Linked DNA regions of Homo sapiens: region 2 is linked to region 1. The links are chromatin loops, found by intact Hi-C in ENCODE. Cell type or tissue: prostate gland. All regions are shown on one strand. Links, peaks and the distances in the headings refer to the core of each region. The heading gives the core; the rest is flanking DNA.

Region 1 (4,286 bases), core at 1,018-3,517:
TCCTGAGTAGCTGGAACTACAGGTGCCTGCTACCACATCCCGTTATTTTTTTTTTTGAGACGGAGTTTCACTCTCATCCCCCAGGCTAGAGTGCAGTGGCATGATCTTGGCTCACTGCAACCTCTGCCTCCCAGGTTTAAGCGATTCTCCTGCCTCAGCTTCCCAAGTAGCTGGGATTACAGGTGCGTGCCACCATGCCCGGCTAATTTTTGTATTTTTAGTAGAGACGGGGTTTCACCATGTTGGCCAGGCTGGTGTCCAACTCCCGGCCTCAAGTGATCCACCCGCCTCGACCTCCGAAAACGCTGGGATTACAGGTGTGAGCCACCGCGCCCGGTCTCATTTTTTCTCTCTTGCACGATCATTGCTGGCAGCCTTAAAAAGTGGGTGAACATTTCAACTGTTTCCTTATCCCAGAGACTGTAGTGATCACTTTATGCATCTGTCTCCCAATTAGACTGCGATTCCCTTGAGGATAAGGGCTATGTATTCCAAGTCTTTCTTAACACCCAGCAGCGCGTGCTACATACAGCCAATACTCCGCAAAAGTCTGTGGGATAAATGAGAAAGCTAAAGAAAACGAGATGTCCCAGGACTTTACCCAGCACCCAGAGCCCAGGAGGACGCTAAAGGGGTGACTCACTGGAGCGACACAGCAGCACCCGTGGTGTGGGCGTCAGGGGCGTCAGGGGCAGCTGCGGGTGGGCGCCAGGGCCGTGGCCGGAGATGAGGACATTGCTGAAGAGCCCCGAGCCCTGGCGCACCGGGCTCAGCATGGGTGGGGGCGTGTAAGGGGGCAGCTCGTGGGTGGGGTCCAGGAGCAGGTGGTCCCCGAGGACGCGCGGGGAGCGCAGCTGGCTCTGGTACAGGGTGGCGCCCGAGTAGGAGGCAGCGGGGTTCGGGTTGTAGGAGGGCGGCGGCGGGATGAAGAGAGGTTCCGGCCGGTGCCGGAACTTTTTCTTCTCCTGCACGGTCTTGAGGGGCTCCTCGGCTTTGGGCACACTCGGCTGATGCTTCCTGGGGATTTCCTAAAACCGGAACAACGATCTGATTCGAATACTTCAGCTTCCCCCGCAGGCCATTTCCACAGGTTCAGGGAAGGGGGCCTTCTACTGTCTAAGCAGAGAGCCCTTCTGCTTGACCCCCCCACCCCCAACGCCCCCACATTCTGACCACATCCATTTTAGGCAAAGCGAGTTCTGGTTGCTAGACTAGGGAGAAAACTAAGGTTTTGGAAGAAATCCCTAATTTCTGAAAGAGCTGGGGGTGGTAGGAATAGTGGGTGGGCAAGAAGTAATAAATTCAAATTCTTTATTGCTTATCACTACATTCCCATCTGTTTGAGTGGAATCCAGCTGAGTGGGCTCTTTAATTCCCCCATTGCTCCCCAGGGACGGACATCAGGAACAGATACCACATGTTCTGAGAAGGGGACAGAATAATCTCTTCAGGGAAGCTGGGACCGAGACCTGTGAGGCAGGAAGTGGGGGTTCAAGCCTAGCCAAGGTTCCTAAGGCCAGCGACCCACACCGGGCTCTCCTGGGTCACTTTCAGCAGGGGGGGAGAGCCTTCGATGACCTCTAAGGGCCCTTCCATGTGCTCACCTAAAAACGGATCTGGTTAACCTCCCCCGTCACCACCCCTCACTATTGCTCCCAGAACTCGTAGCTTATTTGTAGCAAACTCTTCTCTGAGGTTGGCTTCCTGTCAGGAGAGTTAGTTTATTTTAATGGCAGCGGAACCAAGCATAGTCTGGAAGGAGGATCTGCCACATGGATACATATATACTAATAAGTAAACATAGGCACGTAAACAGATGAGCAGGGCATGCCAAAGCCAAACAGAAACAGACTCGGGTTGTGTGGTAGCATCAGCCCAGAAAAGTCGAGAGCTGGGTGTGGCTGCAGAGGCAGTGTGGTTGGGAGGGGCCACGGGGATACCTGAGGGAAGGTTCTGGGCAGTCTGGGGTGCCCTCTCAGGCCCTGCAGGCCAGGGGCCAGTCACAGCTGCAGGTCCTGGAGACTCCTGAGCCCAGGGTGGCGCCTGGGTAGGAAGCAGCAGGGGGTGATGGGAAGGGCTGGCTACGGTCATGTGACCATCTGCCTCCAGGCCATGTGACCTGCCCCATGGGCTCCTCTGCTCTGGGCTCCTCTCCCTCCAGAGCTTCAGGCTCTGCCCCCTTCTGTTTCTCCCTCAGCTTCTCTGCCTTCCATGGTGCCATCCTGGCCTCTAGGAGAGGAGTCTAGGGAGGCAGAGAGTGGGGAAAGGAGGAGGGGGCAGAGGGTCCCAGGCTCCCGGCTCCAGAGTGAGGTTCCTAACTACCCCCGCCCCCACCCCTCCCCTATCCCCGCGCCTCACCCCCAGGGGACCCTCCTTAGGCCAGCGCGCTCAACCGCCTCTTTTCTCCACCAGAGGGCTCCTCAGCGCCTGAGGCTGAGGCGAGAGAGGGGCTGAGGAGAATGGGGGAAGGAGGCCTGTGCCCCCCCCAAGGGGAGCAGCCCTGAAGATACACTCTGTTCCCGGGTAACAGATAAGATCATCCAAGAACATGCAGACCTTATATGATCTCAACGCAGCACTGCAATCCAGACCTCTGATCACAGGGCCAGAGGTCCCTTTTGGGCTCCCTCTCCTCCAGCTTCTTGTCCTGTTACTCCAGCTCTAAACCTGGATTTTCCGATCCTCCAGGCAAGGCTCTGAGCCACTGGGCAAGAGAAGCCACCCAGGATGTCATATATGGTTGTCACTTGAGAGGAAACACTTACAGTGTTCCACCCCACCAAGCTATTTGGACACTTTGGGGGTGAGGCCAAGCACTGAAAACTTTAAAAAGCTGCCCACAGAGAAGGATGAGAACCACTGATGAGTCCAACCCTATCAAGGTCAGGGGAGGAAACTGAGGCTGTGAGTGGGGGGCAGGTCTCAGCTGTCTTCATCCCAGCTGGCTAGGAGCCAAACTGAGATGGGCACTCGGGGCTCCTTCCTGGATGTTTTAATTTCTTTACATTAAGTGCCAGGGCCTTGTTCCCATGTATTCAGTCCCACCTACATGCTTCCACTTCAGCCTACCGCCCCCACCAACGAGGTCTCTCTCACCCTTCCATTAAGCCAAGTTCATCCCTTCCTTCAAAATCCTGCTCAGAACTCTAATGGTGATCTCCTGAGCAAACTCCCTTGCCCCTCCCCAGTCCATAATGACTTTGGCTACCCAGGTGTATTCTCATCCAGTCACACTTAAAGCATCAATTTCTTGTCTGCCCCTGTCTTTCTCTTACCATCTTGAAGGGGTGGGGGGGGTGTGCCTGGGACTCTGACCCCCATGTGACTATGAACTCTTAATTGAGAGTTCCCCAAGGGAACTATTTCCCCAAGGAAACACTGTTTCTCCTGCCAAAGCACGAACTTCCCTGGGCAAAGAGGGAGCTTGGATGTGTCATTTCATCTCTCTGCCTGTTGCTGACCCCCAAGTCCTGACGGCTTATGAGAATCTTCCCCCCAGTTCTCCATCAGTTTCTCTTCTTTTGAGGACTTGATATTACACCATAAAGGTTTTTTTCTGTACTTTTCTAGTTGTATTCATTATCTTCTCTCCCTCTACCCTGGCCCAGCCTACCCTTATGCCTCCTGGATTCCCAGCAGCTACCTATTCCTAAGGACAAATATGACCCAACATGCCACTTTGTGGGGAGGGGGTAGGTTTGATATTGCCAACCACACAGGTCACAAATTCCCTAGGGGCAGAGAGAGAGAGAGAGAGAGAGAGAGAGAGAGGAGAGAGAGAGAGAGAGAGAGAGAGAGAGAGAGAGAGAGAGAGAGAGAGAGAGAGAGAGAGAGAGAGAGAGAGAGAGAGAGAGAGAGAGAGAGAGAGAGAGAGAGAGAGAGAGAGAGAGAGAGAGAGAGAGAGACAGACAGACGGAAACCCTTCCCAGAGGCAAATTAAGCTGTTTGAGTGAAGCACTTAAAATTGGAGAAAGGAGAACAGTGAGTGAGAAAAACAAATCTCTTTGCTTTCCTGAGATTAGGGGTGGGTGGCTCTCAGTGGAACTACTTTGGGAACTTTAACGAATTAGGTTCTCCAGGGTATTTAAGCAGACAAAAATATTAAGCAACTGGTAAGGCTGCTTGTCAGAATGGATGCCAGGGCTATTGCCTGGAAGCCTGCTGCGCCAGTGGTTACCTCTTTGGTTGTGGATTTGGGAGGTCTGGAGATCCTGGGGAAGGGGCCAGGGCCTGGGGCAACAGCTGCTTACTTTCTGGGATACAGGACTTCCATATTTCAATAATGG
Region 2 (4,286 bases), core at 1,018-3,517, 270 kb after region 1:
AACCAGGCTCCTTTTGTCCTGTGCATGACGGGAGAATCATTTTACTTTAAATCTCTTTATTTAAATCATTTTATTTTAAATCTTCTTCATTGTGAATTTAATATGAGCATTTCATGCTCATATTCATCATTTCTGATTCAGCAGTTCTGAATTTTTTCAGTAGATAAAATACATTTCAGGGTTTTAAAAATGTGATTAACTTACTCAGGCCAAATATGTTTACTTATCCTACGCATGTGACGCAGTACCTTTCAGTTCTGCAGTCATGACTGTACATTCCTTGATTGTCCCAAGAGTTGCTGAGTTTACCTTTATAACAACCGTTTTAGAGTCCAGAGGTAATTTCTCTCCAGCTCTAATAAAAATGACAAACTAGGTCAACTTCATTTGTCTTTGAAGTATGTTAGGAAGAAAAGGCAAGGTTGCAATTTTTTAAACTGTATTTATTTGTTTGATTACATGAGAGTAATACGTCTGTGTTCTAGAAGGTGTGGGCAATAAAGGAGGTTATGCAAGTTGGAAGTAGGAAGAAGGACAAAGGGGGCCTCCTGGAGTTGTGCAGTGCGCAACCTATGAGGCCATATGTGACAACCTTATTCTGAACACAGAGCACAGAAATAAAAATGCCCCATGACTCTACCTCCCAACAACAATATTAACATTTTGCTAAATTCAGCCCTTCTTCTAGGTATATAGTATGTTTAAATGATGTTATAATGTATAACTGCTTTATAACCTCTTTCACTTATAATTCATTATAAAAATTTTAAATACTTAAATATTCTTAAAAATATCATTCTCAATGGCACCATGTTTTATTGTTTTGTTTTGTTTGTTTGAGAACAGAGTCTCACTCTGTTACCCAGGCTGCAGTGCAGTGGTGCCATCTCAACTCACTGCAACCTCTGCCTCCCTGGTTCAAGCGATTCTCATGCCTCAGCCTCCTGAGTAGCTGGGACTACAGGTGCATGCCACCACGCCTGGCTAGTTTTTGTATTTTTTTGTAGAGACAGGATTTCGCCCTGTTGGCCAGGCTGGTCTCAGATTCCTGGTCTCAAATGATCCACCCACCTCGGCCTCCTGAAGTGCTGAGATTACAGGCATGAGCCACTGGGCCTGGCCTATTTTTTCATCCAACAAACACTTGTATGGTATTTTTATGTGAGCCAATATTTTAAGCTCATTAAAATATTAACTTGGCCAGACACAGTGGCTCACCCCTATAATCCCAGCACTTCGGGAGGCTGAGATGAATGGATTGCTTGAGCCCAGGAGTTCGAGACCAGCCAGGGCAACATGGTGAAACCCCACCTCTACAAAAAATACCAAGATTGGCCAGGCATGGCGGCATATGCCTGTAGCCCAGCTACTTGAGAGGCTGAGGTGAGAGGATCGTTTGAGCCCAGGAAATTGAGGCTGCAGTGAGCCATGCTCATGCCACTGCAGTCCAGCCTAGGCTACAGAGTGAGACCTCATCTCTAAAATAATAATAATAATTAACTCATGCGATCCTGCAGAGATATCTTTGTTTGCCCCTCCAGATGCCTCTATCCCCTCTCACCCTGCTCTGTGCCCTGGAAGGCTGATCTGAATAGACGGCAACAACAGGCTCTGTGACGTCTCCTTCTTCGGGTTTGCCCAGTGAGAGCTGTGGTAGTTTGGATTATCATTCCCAACTCTGTAATCTCTCCCTGTGTTAGGATTTTCCATGAAAGTATATGGAATATAAATATCTATTCCATTTATTTTAGGATCAGTCACATGACACACTTTGGCCAATGGGATGTTTGTAGACACCCTGAGCAGAGGACTGGAATGGAGTTTCCTTGGGTTGGCCTCTTGGCCACTCTCTCCAAAATGAGAGGCCCATGAAGCAGACCTGAATCTGACCCAAAGCCTGAAGCAGAGCAGGCCCAGTCAACTCAGAAGGAAGAAAAACAAATGTTTGTAGTTTGTAGCCACTGAGGTTTGTGGGTTGTTTGCATATACCATTATTGCAATCAGGGAGTGTAATTACAGGTATCTCAGGAGACAGGAGACTGGATGGTAATGTCAAGGTATGTATGAAGGGTCACAGGGCTGCTGGGTCCTTTCTTCAAAGCCACAGCTTCTCCTCTCCACGTCTCTCCACACCTCTCTCTCTCCAGGTTCCAAGACTACTCAAGTGCTCCCTAGGACACCCTGCTGTTGCCTCAATAGAATCTCTTTATTAGATTATACTTGAATTACCCAGTTTGAGAGTGTCTTCTGTTTCCTGCCTAAACTCTGAATGACAAAAAAAAAAATCCTCATAATCATCTTGTTATATAGGTACTATTATCCCATTTTACTAACAACAAAATTGAAAATCAGAGAGGTTAAGTAACTTGTACAAGGTCACGCAGCTAGTAAGTGGCAGAATTGAGATTTGAACCCAGGCAGGCTGGAATCATGCTCACTTCACTATGCCTCTGTGGATCCATCCTGTTATAATTCCCTTTACCAGCTCCCTATGGCTAGACATTTAGGTGGTATATATAAGCCTTTTATATATAATAAATAAAACAATGTTACAAAACATTGCTCTGTTTGCTTGTTTTTCTATTATAAATGCTTCTGTGATGAGAAATCTCTGTATAAATATTTGCTCATATTCAGGGTTAGGAAATTTTCTAAAAATGAAATAGTTGGATTAAAGAATATGAATGTCTCTGTTCCCTAACCCATTTTATCTTTCTTTTAAAAATTATTTCCTTCTGACTATAAAATTGATCAGGTACAATTAAAAAATTCAAGCATTACAGAAGTAAATATCATAGGACACAAACATCCCTGTAATTCTATAGCCTCAAAAAAACCATTGACCAAGATTTGGAAAGTTCTCCTTAGTAGCAATTAATAGTAATTGTTATTTCTTTTTGTGTGTTTTGAGACAGGATCTCACTCTGTCACCCAGGCTGGAGTGCAGTGGTGCAATTGCAGCTCCCTGCAGCTTCTACCTCTCGGTTCAAGTGATCCTCCCACCTCAGCTTTCCAAGTAGCTGGAACAACAGGCCCCCACCACCATGCCCTGCTAATTTTTGTATTTGTTGTAGAGACAGGGTTTTGACACGTTGCCCAGGCTGGAGTAGTTGTTAATTTTCATTATTAAAAAATGAGTAAATGTGCACAGTAGAAATGCATAAGAAAAATAAAAAAGAAAATGATAATTTGTAATGCACAATTCATGCCGTACGTGTGGGTATGTAAACAAACATAGGATCATACTGTGAAAACTGCTTAGTAATATGCTTTTTAACTTAGCAGTATACATTGTCAGGAATATTTTTCATGTCGTTAAATATTCTTCTACAACATCAACTGCATAGTATTCTTCTATAACTGCCTCCTATTCAATGGAAGCAATATACAGTCATGTGTCACTTAGCGACATGGATACGTTCTGAGAAATGTGTCGTTAGGAGATTTTGTCATTGTGTGAACATCACAGAGTGTTCTTCTGTGAACTTAGACAGTATAGCCTACCTCACACCTAGGCTATATGATATGGCATAGCCTCTTGCTCCCAGACTACAAACCTGTACAGCATGTTACTCTACTGAATACTGCAGCCAATTGTAACACAATGCTATTTGTGTACCTAAAACATCTAAACATAGAAAAGGTACAGTAAAAACATGGCATTATACTCTTATGAGATCAGTGTTATTATATATGTGGGCTGTCATTGACCTAAATGTTGGTATGCAGCACATGACCAAACTATCATTTATTTATTTTTATTATTTATGTATTTATTTATTTATTTTTTGAGATAGAGTCTTGTTCTGTCACTCAGGCTGGAGTGTGGTGGTGTGATCTTGGCTCACTGCAACCTCTGCCTCCCGGGTTCAAGCAATTCTCTGCCTCAGCCTCCCAAGTAGCTGGGATTAGAGGCGCCCACCACCACGCCTGGCTAGTATTTCTGTTTTTAGTAGAGACAGGGTTTCACCATGTTGGCCAGGCTGATCTCGAACTCTTGACCTCAAGTGATCCGCCCACCTTGGCCTCCCAAAGTGCTGGGATTACAGGCGTGAGCGACCATGCCCGGCCAGCCGATAAGAAGTTTTTAAAATTGTCTTCATATATTCAGCAAAGGTCTTTCCCACATTGACATATCTATTGTACTTTTTACAAATGTATTTTTCATGTAGTCAAATTTAATGTTTATTTGCCTTTTGTGTTATATTTAGAAACATTTTCTTCACCAGAAGATCACATAAACATTCACTGGTACTTGTTCTTTTGTAGCTTCATGTTTTACACTA

What was found. Hi-C counts contacts between places; a loop is a spot of excess contacts. Peaks named below come from ENCODE experiments on the same cell type or tissue, not always from the same donor. Only the 100,000 strongest peaks of a DNase experiment are listed, where the experiment ranks them.
Region 2: a loop joins it to region 1, with 3 times the contacts of the local background. A loop is called at or near these places in 49 of 110 quality-filtered maps.

The regions. Positions count from the first base shown.
Region 1 is chr6:42,258,696-42,262,981 of GRCh38, forward strand. It overlaps TRERF1 (transcriptional regulating factor 1), which reads right to left. Exons shown (of 18, transcript NM_001395490.1): 9 at 644-1,028. Among named protein-coding and RNA genes, the nearest start is that of MRPS10, 43 kb to the left of the region's middle. RefSeq lists enhancers at 1,489-2,009, 2,010-2,530, 2,468-2,517. In prostate gland, for the core only: a CTCF peak has its summit at 2,417 (motif pointing right); a DNase peak (open chromatin) is centred at 2,456; H3K27ac peaks cover 2,033 bases.
Region 2 is chr6:42,525,044-42,529,329 of GRCh38, forward strand. No RefSeq gene overlaps it. Among named protein-coding and RNA genes, the nearest start is that of UBR2, 37 kb to the right of the region's middle. In prostate gland, for the core only: no CTCF peak of the experiment used is centred there; no DNase peak of the experiment used is centred there.